Regions from separate parts of the Homo sapiens genome. Here region 2 is linked to region 1. A link is a contact called in ENCODE Hi-C or POLR2A ChIA-PET data. All regions are on one chromosome and are shown on one strand. Each heading gives the region's core, a stretch centred on a gene start or an enhancer-like site at or near the end of the contact. The rest is flanking DNA. Distances are from core to core; before and after follow the strand shown. Region 1 holds the start of TAOK1 (TAO kinase 1). Region 2 overlaps MYO18A (myosin XVIIIA).

The links. Hi-C counts contacts between places; a loop is a spot of excess contacts on that map. ChIA-PET counts read pairs that join two places held with the same protein, here RNA polymerase II (POLR2A). Pooled maps may share reads with other maps.
Region 2: a loop to region 1 is called in a pooled map, with 2.7 times the contacts of the local background. The contact joins the enhancer-like site here to the promoter of TAOK1 in region 1. A Hi-C loop is called at or near these places in 1 of 37 single-sample maps with no recorded cell type and 3 of 50 pooled maps. POLR2A ChIA-PET finds 5 or more read pairs at or near these places in 3 of 52 experiments (A549, AG04450 and activated B cell).

What each region holds. Positions count from the first base shown.
Region 1 is chr17:29,387,236-29,395,206 of GRCh38, forward strand. It overlaps TAOK1 (TAO kinase 1), which reads left to right and starts at 3,128. Exons shown (of 20, transcript NM_020791.4): 1 at 3,128-3,789. MIR4523 (microRNA 4523) reads left to right here and starts at 3,427; the gene lies at 3,427-3,495. It also overlaps the pseudogene RNU4-34P. RefSeq lists enhancers at 2,684-2,923, 3,044-3,133, 4,294-4,533 and a silencer at 3,174-3,643.
Region 2 is chr17:29,119,676-29,127,646 of GRCh38, forward strand. MYO18A (myosin XVIIIA) reads right to left here. Exons shown (of 42, transcript NM_078471.4): 3 at 2,491-2,578; 4 at 2,176-2,282; 5 at 1,872-2,048; 6 at 1,323-1,536; 7 at 941-1,083. Among named protein-coding and RNA genes, the nearest start is that of MYO18A, 57 kb to the right of the region's middle. RefSeq lists an enhancer at 7,802-7,971. Within about 2 kb of position 5,401, at least 14 of the 41 ENCODE cell types and tissues checked have a DNase peak (open chromatin) inside an H3K27ac peak, as active enhancers do.

The sequences.
Region 1 (7,971 bases), core at 1,878-4,377:
ACAAATATTCATATGCTTGTGAAGATCACAGCCTGGTGGGAAAGGCCAAAAAATAAACAGTTCTGTGTGAGGACTATTTGGTTGCAAACAAAAGAGAACCAGACCCAACGTTAGCTTAAGAAAAATGGGAATGTTTTAGCACACAAATGCTAAAAACTCCAGGGTCAGGACTGACTTCAGACAGAGTTAGTTCCAGGGCTTCAGTGATCTGGTTTTATCTCCAGAATGTGTTTCCCACTGAGTTGCCTTTGTTCTGGGGCTTCACAGCAAAAGGCAATAGCAATTCCAGTCCTTACATTCTCTCAAGGAAATAGAATGTAGTGGCTCTGAGAACTGCTTGAACCCGGGAGGTGGAGGTTGCAGTGAGCTGAGATCGTGACACTGCACTCCAGCCTGGGCAACAGAGCGAGACTCCGTCCCAAAAAAAAAAAAAAAAAAGAATATAGACCGAGCACAGTGGCTCAGCTTGTAATCCCATCACTTTGGGAGGCCAAGGCGGGTGAATCACGAGATCAGGGGTTCGAGACCAGCCTGGCCAATATGGTGAACCCCCCCCCGTCTCTACTAAAAATACAAAAATTAGCCGGGCGCAGTGACACGCGCCTGTAGTCCCAGCTATTCAGGAGGCTGAGGTAGAAGAATTGCTTGAACCCGGGAGGCAGAGATTGCAGTGAGCTGAGATCGCGCCATGGCACTCCAGCCTGGGCGACAGAGTGAGACTCTGTCTCAAAAAAAAGAAAAAAAGAAAAAAAAGAACACAGTGGTTCTGGATGAAAGCTGAGTTTGACAACTGGCTTCACCACAAACTGGCTATAAGAACTTTGACAAGTTAATCAAAATTCTTCTCTGTGCCTCAGTGCCACTCTTTCTTTCTTTCTCTCTCTCTCTCTTTCTTTCTTTTTGACAGAGTCTCGTTCTGTTGGCCAGGCTGGAGTGCAGTGGCACAATCTCCTCTCACTGCAACCTCTGTCTCCTGGGCTCAAGCAATTCTCTTGCCTCAGCCTCCTGAGTAGCTGGGATTACAGGCGTGTACCACCATGCCCGGCTAATTTTTTTCACGATGTTGGCCAGGCTGGTCTCGAACTCCTGACCTCAGGTAATCTGCCCACCTCAGCCTCCCAAAGTGCTGGGATTACAGGCATGAGCCACCGTGCCAGGCCCAGTTCCACCATTTCTAAAAGGGAATAATAATTATACCCACCCAATATGGTTATTGTGAGGAGTAAATAAGTAGAGTGTTTAGAACTCTCTCTGGCATATAATCAGCACTCAATACGTGTTAACTATTTCACTATTTTTGTTATCATCATCATCAAATTTCAGAAACTTTGTGCAGTGGCAGTATTGTAGCCAATGAGATTTATCCGAGGTGTGATTATTGCTCATTGAAAAATCATAGGCTGGGCACGGTGGCTCACATCTGTAATCTTAGTACTTTGGGAGGCCGAAGCAGGTGGATCCTTTGAGGCCAGGAGTTCAAGACCAGCCTGGGCAACATGGCGAAACCCATCTCTACAAAAAATACAAAACTTAGCCAGCACGGTGGCATATGCCTGTAGTTCCGGTTACTTGGGAGACTGAGGTAGCAGAATCATTTGATCCTGGGAGGCAGAGGTTGCAGTGAGCCAGGATCACACCACTGGATTCCATTTTGGGAGTTCAATATATATATTACATTTTTGGGAGAAAATAAGAAAGTTTCTTTCCCAAAAAGCCAGAGAAAATCTTATTGTACCCATTGGCTCTAATTGGATCATGTGCCCATCCCTGAGCCAGACTAGAGGAAGGTCATACATACACTGTATACACGGATTGCTTAGGTCTGATCAACATGCTCCTTCCTTGGAGCACAGATCTACTATGGCCAGCCTGGTCTCGAACTCCTGACCTCAGGTGATCCGCCCGTCTCAGCCTCCCAAAGTGCTATAATTACAGGCGTGAGCCACCGGGCCCGGCCCAGAGTTAATTTTTATTCATGAAACTCATATAACAGGTTTATTTATTTCAGTCGTTTTGTTGGTTAAAGAACCAAGATTTTTTATGACTACACTTTGTGTACACTTTTAGGTTCTCTCTTTTTTTTTTTTTTTTTTGAGACGAGTCTCATTCTGTCGCCCAGGCTGGAGTGCAGTGGCGCAATCTCGGCTCACTGCAACCTCCGCCTCCCGGGTTCACGCCATTCTCCTGCCTCAGCCTCCCGAGTAGCTAGCTGGGACTACAGGCGCCCACCACCACGCCCGGCTAATTTTTTTCTATCTTTTAATAGAGACGGGGTTTCACCGTGTTAGCCAGGATGCTCTCGATCTCCTGACCTCGTGATCCGCCCGCCTCGGCCTCCCAAAGTGCTGGGATTACAGGCGTGAGCCACCGCGCCCGGCCTTACACTTTTAGGTTCTTGAATAAGTACTGAGGGAGTTTTCCCTAAAAAAAAAAAAAAAAGTTTTGAGATAAAAGAATAAAAACTCTACTTCTTCTTTGCATAGGAGTCTTTAGTTTGTTTGCTGCTCTTGTTCCAAAACTTCTCATTACTCAACCTACTAAACCCACAGACACTTTTCAAGAAGTTATCTCTTTTCTACATCACCAATATATAGGGTGGCTTAGATCTGTATTTCCAAGTCTTACTGTCGTTCCAAGAATTAGTATCAACTATTAGAATCTCAAAAACTCAACTGCATACTGATTGCGCTGCCCAGTGTACCTCTGAATCCCACGGGGGAGGGGGTGTAGAACCGAGTTGTGCAGGAATGGGATATTCCACACTTCAGGGCAAACTTATTCGCAGGATCAGTGGCGGGCTTTGGAGGTGGGAAGCAGGAAGGAAGGGGAATGCAGATAAACTCTTCTTCTTCAGATCTCCGGGGTGAAATGAATGCACCTGACGCCCGCGTGGCATTAGAAGCTCCGCGAACTCAGTGAGGCCATGCTGGACAGAGGCTGGAACTCCGGGCCACCGGGACAACTCTGCCCGTAGCAAGCCTTGCGCGCTCCTGTGAGGGCGCGCGCGCGCGCATGTAGTCGTGTCTCGCGCAGGGTCCGGCCTGTCAGGCGGAAAATCTCGCGAGATCGGAGACGGGGGATGACGGTCTGGAGGAGGGGAGTGGTGTCGGGTAAAGGGGGGGAAGCTGGGCAGCGGCCGGGCTCTGTGGCTTCAGGGCTCGGGGAGAGAGAGGGAGGGTGGCAAAGAGACTGAGTCGGTGCCGCCGCCTGCCTGAGGAGAGAGGAGGGGTCCCGCTCGCCCTGCGCCCTTCGCGGGCCGAAAGCACTAGGCACTCGCGAACATCTGAGGCCTCCCGGCCCCGGGGGACCCCGCCCCGCCGTCCGCCGGCCGGCCCGCGGCCTCTCTTCCCTTTGTGAGCGCCTCCTTACCAGGGGTGGTGTTGGTGGCGGAGGGCTGCGCGTGGGCCCGCCCGCCGAGGGGCCGCGGCGGGGGACCGAGAGGGCCTCGGCTGTGTGAGGACTAGAGGCGGCCGAGGCCCGGGCCGGTTCCCCCGAGGCGGCGACGGAGACGGCTCCCGGCACTTCCCCGCGCCATCTTAACTGAGCCCAAGCGCTGAGGGCGCCTCCTCGACCCCGGTCGTCCCCTCGCCCCCCCCCCCACCCCCCGCCGCCGCCGCCCCTTGTTGCAGAGCTTGGGCTGGGCGGCTTGCTGGGGCTCGGGGGTGGGGGGCGGCGATCTGTCGCCGGGCCCCCTCCTCCTCCTCACTCCTCACCCTCCAGGGTAGCGGCTACCGGAGCGCTGCAGGGGGCTGCGCCTGCCTGCTCCGCCCCAGACCTGTCGGCGAAAGGGTAAGGGCACCTCTGCTTTGGGAAAGGGGGATATAGAGGGGGGCGGGGAAATTCGGCCCACTCGGGCCTGTGTGTGGAAGAAGGGATGTGGGAGTGGGGTGGGGGAGGGAGAAAAGGAGGGTCTGTGATTCTGTGGGTGGGGTGAAGAAGCTGGTGAGCTGGGCGCCCTCCGGTTTTAAGGGGCGAGAGCAATTCCATTCCTTTTTCCTGAGGGTCACCGGAAGGGGTGGTGGAAGGGGGATGTTTCGAGGAAGGTGTGGCCCTCACAGGGAGACTGGGTTGATGTGCACCCCGGTTTAAAGGCGCGAGGTCCCCTTCCCCTCTGGTGCCTTTGCTCCTCTTCTCCTTTGTAGTGTCTGTGTATTCTTGGGAAGGGAGACTGCTCTGGGTGGCTTGCTGGGTGGATTCCACCCCCTAGCACAGGAAATCTATACCCCTCTTCTGTAGGGGCGATGGAAGCGTTTCTCTCCCCGTACCCTTCCCCCTTCCCCATCCTCTAGTCTACTGCAATGCTGCAGAAGTCCAAGGCAGTTTCTTCATACACAGACCCATGTATACACAGAAGGGAGGGGGAGCAGGAGAGGGAAGTAATGGCGCTTCCCTTGAAAAGGTTACTCTTTTTCCTTTGGTTTTAAATCGACGACAGTATCGTTTTAATACTCTTCCCCTGAGATCTGTCCATGGGAAGTGTATCTGTTCTGGTGTTATTGTTGGGGGATATGGCCTCTCGAGAGGGACACCTCTCCTGTTAGAACAGTTTTGATGTCTCTCTTTTTGAGAGATGTCTGGATTGACATTTTTTGTGAGCAGGTTGGATTTTAGTTAGAATTCAAATAAAATAATTTTGTACCTCCTCATCCTCATTTCCCTTTTCTTTTTCTATGACTTTTGTAGTTCATGAAGAATTATTGGCCTGGCGCGGTGGCTCACGCCTGTAATCCCAGCACTTTGGGAGGCCAAGGCGGGCGGATCACGAAGTCAGGAGATCGAGACCATCCTGGCTAACACGGTGAAACCCCGTCTCTGCTAAAAATACAAAAAATTAGCTGGGCATGGTGGCACGCGCCTGTAGTCCCAGCTACTCGGGAGGCTGAGGGAGGAGAATCGCTTGAACCCGGGAGGCGGAGGTTGCAGTGAGGCGAGATGGTGCCACTGCACTCCAACCTGGGCGACAGAGCGAGACTCCGTTTCAAAAAAAAAAATTATTAACAATTATTACATACAGACAGCCTGTCTGATTCAGGGCATTTCTCCCTAAGCTGTGAATTTTTAGGGTTGATACTGTTGTGTATAATATTGAAATTGGATTTTTTTTAAAATGGTAAGGTTACAAACCTTTCTGCAGCTGTTTCTTTGTTCTTATTAATCTGCCTAATTATTCTATGATCTATTTTCTGTAGTCAGTCATTTTTCACTTCTTTTGCTACCTGTCATGTTTGTCTGAAAGCAGATCATCTTATCTGGTTTACAGTAGTACTTGTTGGTTTTGTTCTTAGTTGAGTAGAAATAAAAATTTAAACATTCTGGAAATGTGCTGCCAAGTGCTTTTTGTGACCAAAGAGTAGTTTTCAAGTCTCCATGTACTGATGATACATTTTTTTCAAGTGTTTAGTAAATACTGGTGATGTGATTTCAAAATATTCCACATATGACTATTAATAGAATTAATTTTTTCCCAAAGTGAAGAAGAAGACTAAAATGTGTACAGATAATGAGTTGTCTTTGGTGTATTTAGTGTTTTCAGCTCTACTTAGTGACTTATTTTTAAATACTTCAAATGCCATCTACATTTTATGTTGTCATTAAATGTTGTCCAATAGAGCTTTTTTGGTGTGTTTGTTGCATTTTGAAACCTGTTTTAAGATAGGGATTTAAAGGTGTTAGTAGTAGCGCTAGGCACTAACTTAGTTTCTGTCATTTTATATCATGATTTTGATGTAGGAGACATGGTATGTTAAATAAGTTTTATTTTTTTTTCTCAGAAGATGGAATTCTCTTTTCTTTATTCCCTTTTAATGGTCATCTCAATTCATTGAAATAACACTATTCATTTGAGTATTTATTTCATGGGACAAAGCTGCATGTTGTTGATATGTAGAGTTTTCTCCATTATGGCAAATTATGCCAGGAAGTCTGATTCTCCGTATTATGGCTTGTTGTTGATAATTATTTCATATATACTAGCATGTGTTGATCGAAGCATACTGCTCAGTAAGGAGTGACTGCTTTTACCTTGGGAAGTTGTAGGCAGAGAGGATTTATCAATAGAGGCTACAAAACTTAAAGGATTTACATAGGGTGTAGGTTAACTATTTACTTGCTATATTTCAGCATGCTATAACTAAGGACAACTGAAAAAAAAACAACTCTCTTTTTTCATAGCTGGTAGGAATGTTGCCTAAAAGTGGAAAAGTATGTTCATGATCAATTAGATAAATACATTATTAAGGAAAAATTGCCTGAGGGTTATTTCAGATGACCTCTGATGCCACTGTCAGAAAGAAAATGCTGAGAGCTGTTAGTCTGAGTTGATTCTAGATTAGTATGGCACTTCTTATGTTTCTAAATAGTTCATCTACAAAATGGCAGTGTACATCACTTCCTGTTCTTTCACAACTGGCTCTTTCACTGGATTCTCTTTTAATGACTTAATTTTTGGCATTCTGATATCTGATTTGTTAATTTGGTTATAATTCTCATGTTTTATAGGTGGAAGAATTTCTGAGAATCAGCTGGATTTAAAGGCTTTTAATAGTTTAAGATTATCTTGACAGTAACAAAACATTGCTTCCAAACTAAAGGATAGTATTGCAAACAAATTTAAACTCTGAGAGGTTTTAAAGAAGTACAGCAATGTACAGAATCAGAAGTATGAGGGCACTGAATAGAAAATAATTATCGTATTTTTTATAATGTCGATTTTGGGAGAAGTGAGGATATGGCAAGTAATTGAATGGGTGTTGATATAAAATAAACTTTCTGTATAACAAGGTGTATACATGATATTTGGGCCCATGTTACGATGCCATTTTAACAGTAAGAAAGCAACTCTTTAGTTACAGGATACTAGAAAGACTGGATGCTCATAACTAACCATGAGTATGATTTATTTTAATAATTTGCCAGTTTTTTTTTTTTTTTTTTTTTTTTTTTTTTTTTGAGACGGAGTCTTGCTCTGTCGCCCAGGCTGGAGTGCAGTGGCACGATCTCGGCTCACTGCAAGTTCCACCTCCTGGGTTTACGCCAGTCTCCTGCCTCAGCCTCCTGAGTAGCTGGGACTACAGGCGCCTGCCACCAAGCCCAGCTAATTTTTTGTATTTTTAGTAGAGACGGGGTTTCACTGTGTTAGCCAGGATGGTCTCGATCTCCTGACCTTGTGATCTGCCCGCCTCAGCCTCCCAGAGTGCTGGGATTACAGGCTTGAGCCACCGTGCCCGGCAAATTTGCCAGTTCTTAATAGACATGAATATTTAGTAAATCCAGAAGATATCTAGGGGTCAGTTGTTGGCATTGAAATTAGAGTTGAGATCAATCTGTCTTTCGTGTCTTTCACCTGGAAATAAAGTCTGTGTTTTGCATTTGGCTTATTTGTATATTAAAATCACTTAATTTTTCATTTGTATCTCTGTTTTGTTTTCACTAGTCTCTGTTACTTATAACAATTAATTGCACTCATACTAATTTAATCTTTTAGAAATGAGGAGCATTTTTGGTACATATTAGTTGAGGGTTGCTGTTTGGATGAGGATCATATGTGAACGAATCCCTTCAAAAAAGTGTTATTTCTGGGCTGGGCAAAGTGGCTCAGGCCTGTAATGCCAGCGCTTTGGGAGGCTGAGGTGGGAGGATTGCTTGAGGCCAGGAGTTCAAGAGCAGCCTGGGCAACATAGCATGACCCTGTCTCTACAAAAACAAATTTTTTTTTTAATTAGCATGGGCTAGGCATGGTGGTTTATGCCTATAATCCCAGCATGCTGGGGGCTGAGGCTGGAGGATCACTTGAGCCTAGGAGTTTGAGGCCAGCCTGGGCAACATAGTGAGACCCTGTCTCCAAAAGATAAAAAATGAAAATATTAGTGGGGCGTGATGGTGCGTGCTTGTTCTAACTACCTGGCAGGCTGAGGTGGGAGGATTGCTTGAGCCCAGAAGATGGAGGCTGCAGTGAGTTGTGATCATGCCACC
Region 2 (7,971 bases), core at 4,151-6,650, 270 kb before region 1:
GCCTTGGCCTCCTGAGTAGCTGGGATTACAGGCATGCACCACCATACCCGGCTGATTTTTGTGTTTTTAGTAGAGATGGGGTTTTGCCATGTTGGCCAGGCTGTTCTTGAGCTCCTGACCTCAGGTGATCCACCCACCTCAGCCTCCCGAAGTGCTGGGATTACAGGCGTGAGCCACCGCACCCAACCTGCATCTTGTTTTTTAAGTCTTTTTTTTTTAAGATAGGGTCTCGCTCTGTTGCCCAGGCTGGAGTGCAGTGGCGCAATCACAGCTCGCTGCAGCCTTAACCTCCCAGGTTCAAGTGACCCTCCCATTTCAGCCTCCCAAGTAGCTGGGACCACAGGCGTGCACTACCACATCTGGCTCAATTAAGCAGGTGCATCTTATTCCCAAGGTGCTCAATCAGATACCAGATCCCTCTAGGATCAAATGGGGGACAGAAACCAGAATGAGGTGGAAGAAGACAGGCCCAGCTCCCAAAGGGGCCCTGCTGCTCTGCCCAGACCCCAGGTGCCTGCCTTCTGGAAATGGGAGCTTGTGGTGAGGTATTTAGCATGGGAGGGAATCAGCCTTGGCTGGGCCTTACTTTACTGACAAGCCAGTCCTCTGCTAGGTGAAATCGGCCCGAGAGAAGCCCCGAGCATGAATCTCAGAAAGTGGGAAGTAAGGCTGAGGCCCAGCAGTAGAGTTAGGACAACCCCAGGGTTGGGAGAGTGAAGGGAACTGGGCAGAAAGCTGGACTGGCCCCATCCAGGGCAGGAGGCCCTGAGGGCAGAATGGTGATGCCTCTGGATAGTGCAGGCCAACCCTGCCCATGCCTGGGTCAATTTTGTTAGGGTAGAATCCCAGGAAAATGAGGCATGGGAGAGAGCCTGATGTCTAGGTCATGAAATCATGTGGCCTGTGTCCTACTACCCCGAGTCCTGGGCAGCACTCTCACCTGAATGGAGGCTGAGGCCACCTGGCCAGCTTGGTCAAAGTCCAGGGAGAGGATCTGGGAGAAGCGGGTGGCATTGCCATTAATGATGGTGGGGCTGTTCCCAAAGGCTTCCAGGAGGGTGTACAGAGCCTGCCACTTCTCCACTGCAGAATACAGGCCCAAGGGGATATCAGGAAAGCCAGGGGCAGCTTATCCCCCAGCTAGGAGCTACCCCAGAGGTATGAAGGCTTGGGGCCATTCAGACCAGAACTGCCCGTGGACAGAGGGGTTTCGGGGGGATGGAAAGGCCAGGGAGAAAAAGAGCTGGCACTTAAGAGGGTGCTCTCTCCTCACTCCCCTCCCCTCACCCCACTTTCAGTTTTCTCCCTTGTCCCTGCCTCACCAGAAAACACCTTGTTCCCGCTGATGCCCGCGATGGTGGCCAGGTACTGCACCAGATGCTGGCAGCTGGTGGTCTTGCCACTGCCACTACTGCCCAGGAGGATGATTGACTGATCCTGACGGCTCATCAGCATCGCCCTGTATGCGGTCTGGGCCACTGCATAGATGTGGGGTGCCATGTCCTCCCGCCGACAACCCTTGAACATGTGCATCACCTTGGGCAGGAGAGCAAGGGAGAGAAGGGGTTGGCTCTTAGCTGATCCCATTAAGACACCCCTCACCCCCAAGGTCCACATCTTTCTGGATTTTCCCTCCTGTAGTGCCCAGGGATTCCAAGGCCAAGGCCATGCATGGAAATGAAGACACTAAGTCCTGGACTCCATCAAAGGTTGTGGGGAGGTCCTGTCCCCCATCTCTTGAAATGACTCCTCTTCCCAAGGTCAACTGTGAGAGTGGACAGGAGCCCAGTGGGGTGCCACAGGGGAAGGGCAGAGAGCCAGGGCAGGGGGTGGGACCAGGAGTCTGCAGGGTAGCCTTGAGGGTGCTGCACCTTCTCAGAGTACACAGCAGGGGCCCCACGGGGGCCAAGAACCAGCAGGCTGGGGCCAGCATACGTGTGCAGCAGGCTAGCGCCATAGCGCTGGCGCAAGGTGTGCAGGACGCTGGACTCATTGAGGTACACCAGTGAGGCCAGATCCTCCAGACGGTCGCAGGAGGGAGCATTAGCCTGTGTGGGAGGACAGGCGGGTGGGTATTAGAGCAGCAGAGCCCATCTCCGCTGCCAGAGGATGGGCCTGCCCTGCCCAGTGCACTCCTGAGCCTCCTCCCCCACACCCAGCCCCCTGCCCACCTACCTTCTCAACGTCATCCTCATCCACATCCAGGATGGCCCCATCGTGGTCCAGCTTCACACGCACCTTCCCCTCAGGCAAGTTGAGCTCCTCAGATTTGAGTTGACTGGCTGCAGGGGAGGGACAGACAGCTGGGATGGGCCTGGGAAGCCTCTGCTACTCCACTTGGGAACTTCTCGGTCCTATCCTCCCCCCCACTGCATCACCAGCCTCTCCTTGCTCACTGCTCAGCCCTCACCAGATGCAGAAGGCACATTCGCTGCCCAGCCCTGAGACCAGTGAGTCCTGACATGTGCCCCCAGACCCTCTGAGACTCACCCAGTGAGAAGCCGTCCCTATGGACCAGCCACACCTTCTCCGTCTCATTCCAGGCCTCTTCTGCTGCAATCTGTTCTTCTGTTTTCGCCTGTCAGAGAGAGAGAAGAATAAACAGGCCCTGCTATGGAAGACAGGGACAAGGACAGCCGTAGAGGGGAGACAAGTGAGGGCATGGGCTTTGAGACAAGCCACTGGGCAAGGAATGAGTTAGGTGACAGACACAGAACACAGGGACATCAGAGGTGTCTGGGAAAGAGGGTGGGGAAGCTAGGAGGCAAGGGTGGCTCTAAGGAGCCCTGAGGACAGGACACAAAGGCTAGAGACCGTACCATCAGTGAGGGTCTGGCAAGACAGGGACACAGGGATCTTGTGCCCAGGAAAGAGGAGACCCCAGGAAAGCAAATCACCAGGTTCTCCCTCAGCCACCCTCTGCTCCTCCACCCTGTCAAGCCCAGGAGATCAGTGTCCTGAGTCCAAGGCCCTAGACCCTAGCCACAGCTACTAGGATCTTCCGTGCCCAGCTTCTCCCTTCATCCAAATGATAGGGCCTCCTTTGCCAAGCTGGGAGAGGGCATGTCCTCAGATCTCAGCGGGGAGTCGCCTGGACTTCGCAGTACAGAATGATAGGTGGGCTCAGAGCCCTGGCCTCAGCCCTGGCCCTCCCCTCCAGAGGGTGCTCTACCCGGACCGGGGGACAGTGCCCAGGTGCACACATCAGCCTCCCTGCTCCTTCTCCATGCCGCCATCAGCAAAGACCCCTGTCACACAGACCTAGTGGACACGCTAATGCCATACAAAGGCACGAGGCAGTGCGGCCAGAGATATGGGGGTAGGGGCAGCCCTGCCCTGTCAAACACAGGGAGAGGCTTACACGTTATACAGATGGGCACAGGAGTGGTGTAAAGGGGCTAGAAGCCCCCAGAGGCCTCAGGAGGTCACCAACTCAGACATAAGCATTCATAGGTACTGACGGTGTGGGGCTGTCAAACCTGGCACCCTCTAAGAAGGACACTTGAACTGGGAAGAAACGGTGTCTGGGGGAGCTGGGGAAACAGACGAGGGACCCAGGGCCCATCGGGCTCCTCTTGTTGTGTGTGGGCGAAATGGCAGCAAGGTCATCCCGTGCCCCGGGTGGGGGATGGGCACCCCAGTGGCATGGACCCACCCTCAGGTTAGCCCGAGCCCCTACACTCTCGGAGGGCCCCAGCTGTGAGGCACAGTCAGCCTGAAACCTGAGGCCCAGGCATGGACACTGGCTGGGTCCTGACCCCCTGGGTGAGAAATCAGGAAAAGATAAGAAAACATAAGAAGTATGTTCTTTGTCACATTTCTTGGAGTTGAAAGTAAAGGAGACGTGGGCTCTCCTCTCAGGTTGGCTTCTGGCTTTAGACAGATCCCTCCAGTGCTGGACGGCCCTTCCCCAGATTGGAGTAGGAGGGCTGGGCTGCACCAGTGGCTCCCAGATCTCCGGGTTTCATGGACCCATGAAATAACTCTGAATAGGAGGATCACCACGTGGCTGGCCACATTTTGGTGTGTTAAGTGAGGACATTAAAAAGGCTAGTTCTTTATATTTGAAGAACTATAACTATAAAAATCATGGCCAGGTGCAGTGGCTCACACCTGTAATCACAGCACTTTGGGAGGCTGAGGTGGGTGGATCACGAGGTCAGGAGATCGAGACCATCCTGGCTAACACAGTGAAACCCTGTCTCCACTAAAAATACAAAAAATTAGCTGGGCATGGTGGCGGGCACCTGTAGTCCCAGCTACTTGGGAGGCTGAGGCAGGAGAATGGCGTGAACCCAGGAGGTGGAGCTTGCAGTGAGCCGAGATTGCGCCACTGCAGTTCAGCCTGGGCGACAGAGCGAGACTCCATCTCAAAAAAAAAAAAAATCATTACAATGTTGTATATATATATTTTTTCTCAAATCACATAAGACAGGGGAGACCTTTATGTTGAATAGACACCTTCTATGGGCCAGGTATTTGGGGACTGATGAATAAGGTGACATCATAGCCTGTAACTAACTCCCTTAAAGCTCATCTGAAAATGGGTTTCTCACATTGGCCAGGAGGTGGAGACAGAGAATGTCTCACGTTCAGGCATGGGCTGGGAAGAGGGCAGAGATTCTGCCTTTCCAGCTTTCTCTCTCCAGAGTGAGCAGAGTTGAAACACCTAGAACTCAACCAGGCCCCCCTTGGGCTCCAGTGGCTGAGAACCACATGCCACATGGGCCCAACTTGAAGGGCGACACTCGGTCTAGATGCTCCCCAGGGGCCTGACACAGAGCTGCACCATCTCAAGCTCCCGGCACTACCTCCCGCTGGGGTCCTCCCAGACACAGGGTGGGAGCCTGGAGGGGAAAGAGGCCTTACACTCCAGCAGGAGGCCCGAGCACAGACGCCAGCCCAGGTGCAGGCCAGTGGGGCTAGGTGGTCACTGGAGGGAGCGGAGGGCTCCTGAGTGGGGGGAGAGCACCCTACCTGGCTGTGGGCATGAGAGGCGGCCTCAGAGTCCAGCTACCGACAGCAAGCAAAGGAGAGAGAGAGAAGAAGGGTGAAGATAAGCAGACCACTGGCACGCCCCCTTCAGCAAGTGCTCCTGAGTCAAGTGGGCCGGCACTCTCTAGTTGTCCAAGGCTCGGGGTGAAGGTGGGGGAGCTTGGTGCCAGGACCTGGGACCTGGCCTGAGCAGGTGAACTGCACCCAGTCAAGGAGAGGCCAGGAAGGTGAAGAGACACTAGTGACCATCAGGCCTCTCAGAGGAGATGCTCCTCTAAGTCATTCCCGGTGGCCCGGGCAGGAGTCTGCCACTCTGCCTCTGGCCGCAGTCTCTCCTGGGCTGGCCATCCGGTCTATTCTGAATCAGGCTCCCTCTTCTGTGTGTCTACCAGGTCAGGCCACCTCACCACACCCAAGGCCTGGGCCCCCTGCCAGCCTCTTGCCTTATCTCCAGAGCATTTCTCAGCCTAGCTCCCCTGTGGCCACCAGCACAGAGCTGTTCCTTGCCTTCTAACACAGCCCAAGGGTGCCACTCCCTAGGCCAAGGGCTGTGTTCAGAGCTGTCGCCCTGCACCTCTCATAGAACACAGCTCCCAGCAGCTTGCAGTCTAGAATCTCTTCCTCAACCCCGACGTACCCTATAGCACTCCCACCTCTGCCAGCCAGGCACACCGACCCCATCTAGATCCAACCTGGGGACCACTTGACAGCTGCCCAAGAGCAAAGGCACTGTGGGCAAACCCTGTGGCCAGCCGTGACCTCTCTGGTTACTTAAAGCCCTGAAAAGCCTTTCTGGGGAGGAAGGCAAGTCAACCAGGACTTGGATGTTACCTGTTAGAAATCGGCAAGGAGTTATCAGGCCCCACCTGGGTCTAGAGAGCCAGGTCACCAAAAATAGCGACAGCAACCTTCCTTACCACCCGCCAGGCCCTGACACCAACACATGTCCTCGAGGCAGGACAATGTGGCCAGAGAAAGGGACTGGGCCCTGAGCGAGGAGGGGTGCCCTCCCACATGCACAGGACTTTGGGCTCTCTGGAGGAACCACTCTCCCCAGAGCACTTCTCTCATTTCTTTAAGAGAGAGCCCAACATGAGGGCCCACAGGCCGCCATGGAGCCATCTTCATGGTCAGCGCGCCTACAGACACACACAGGGTCCTGCCGCCAGCCTCAGGAAGAGGGCGGCCAGGGACTGGGACCCACACACAAGAGTGGCATTACAGAAGCTGTGAAGATCCTCTCCAGCCGCTGGTGGGCCTCTTCCACGGGGGTCAGCTGGACCTTGGCAGCTCCTGCCTAAAGGTTAAACCACTATTAGTCCCAGCCCAGAAATGGAGAGGCCACAGCATGCGGAGCTCCCAGCCCAGGAAGCCACTGGGACCCACTAGGGAAGGGGAGCAGCGCCAGGGAGCAAGCCGCGCGGCAATCTGAGTTTTTAAACCATCAGATTAGAAAAAAAAGAACAAGTGCCTGGGAGTTCTGGGGTTATTTCTTCCCACCTGCCTATCTTGAGCACCAAATGGCCCTATTATCCCACTTGCCCTCTGGACCCTTCCCCAGGCCCAGGTGACAGGTGGCTAAACTCCAGGTCAGGGCATGTCTCAGCTCCCATCTCCTCCCTTGTGAGAGGAGGAGGGACGGGGAGGAGGGACGGGGAGGAGGGAGGGGAGGGCAGCCGCCCGGGAACAGGACCACGACACTCCCCACCTGCTTATGGGTTCTCCAGAGCGACCAACAGTTCTGCCCATACCCTGCCCAAAATGCCCATGCCAGCTCCTCCCTGTGAGCAGGAACAGGCACTTCCCTGATTCACAGAGTGGGCCAGGTGGGTGGGGGAAGCGGCGGCTGGCTTTTCTCTAAGTGCTGCAATGCCCAGGAAGAATGGGGAGCAACAAGGCTCCCCAGGTCCCAGGAGGTAACAGTCAGGGAGGGCCTCAAGGCCTCTCAGGCTATTCCCCCATACCCTCCAGACCCCTCTCCTTCCAGCCAGAAGGAGCCTGCATGAGCACAGGGAAGTAGTGGCAAAACTTGATGCTCCTCTCCCACACCCTGGGAGGCCTCAGCAGGGTCCAAAAAAGGGAAGCTTGAAGAGAACTGTCCCCAACTCAGAGGCCAGCCAAGAAGGCAACACTTTCCAAGGGAAAGAGGCTGGACTGACCCTCCCTCCTGCTTCTCAGCCTCCTGCCCCACCCAGAGAACACTTTCTGGGAAGATAGGGTTGCCCCTATATCCCAAGGGGCCCACTGTACCCATCTGCCATCCAAGCACAGGGCTCCTCAAGAGTCCTGCTGCCAGATGGTCATGCTGGCCAGGCCTAAAGAAGGCAGTGATGGCAGTGAGGGCATCAATAACAACTGTTATTAGCACCACTATCAACGCTACCATTTATGGAGCACCCACCATGCCAGGGACCGGCTTGGAGCATTATCTGTATCATTTCTAATCTTCTGGTTACTTAAAACCCTTATTAACCCTTATTTGCAATTCCAAAATCCCAAAAGCCCCCCCAAACAAAATATTTTTCTTAACTATTTTGGCGGCAAAACCTGGCAGTTTATCCTCTATGCCCCTGTAGTGTGAATATTCATAGATTTTGCTTTGGAAATATTAATGTTTGTTACACGTTGTTGCTCATTATGTATACTGTATGGCACTAAAATACAAAGATTACTAATTTCCAAAATACTGCCACACCCAGGGTATCAGAGAAGAAATTTTGGACCTGTATTATCCCCACTCAACAGAGGAAGTCTGAGATGGGACTTTGCTGAGGTCCCAGGGGATGAGTGGCTGGGAATGCAAGCCCAGATCCCTGACTTGAGAAAACAGTCTTTCCTCCTGGAACTGATCTGCTGAGACTCTGATCCTCGGGTTTGGGTCTCAGGCCTCAAGCTGGCGCCATGTAGCTGGGGACCAGGCCCTGACTCCCTATGGCAAGGCCAACATGCTGCTTAGCAGTTTCCATCCCAGCCGCC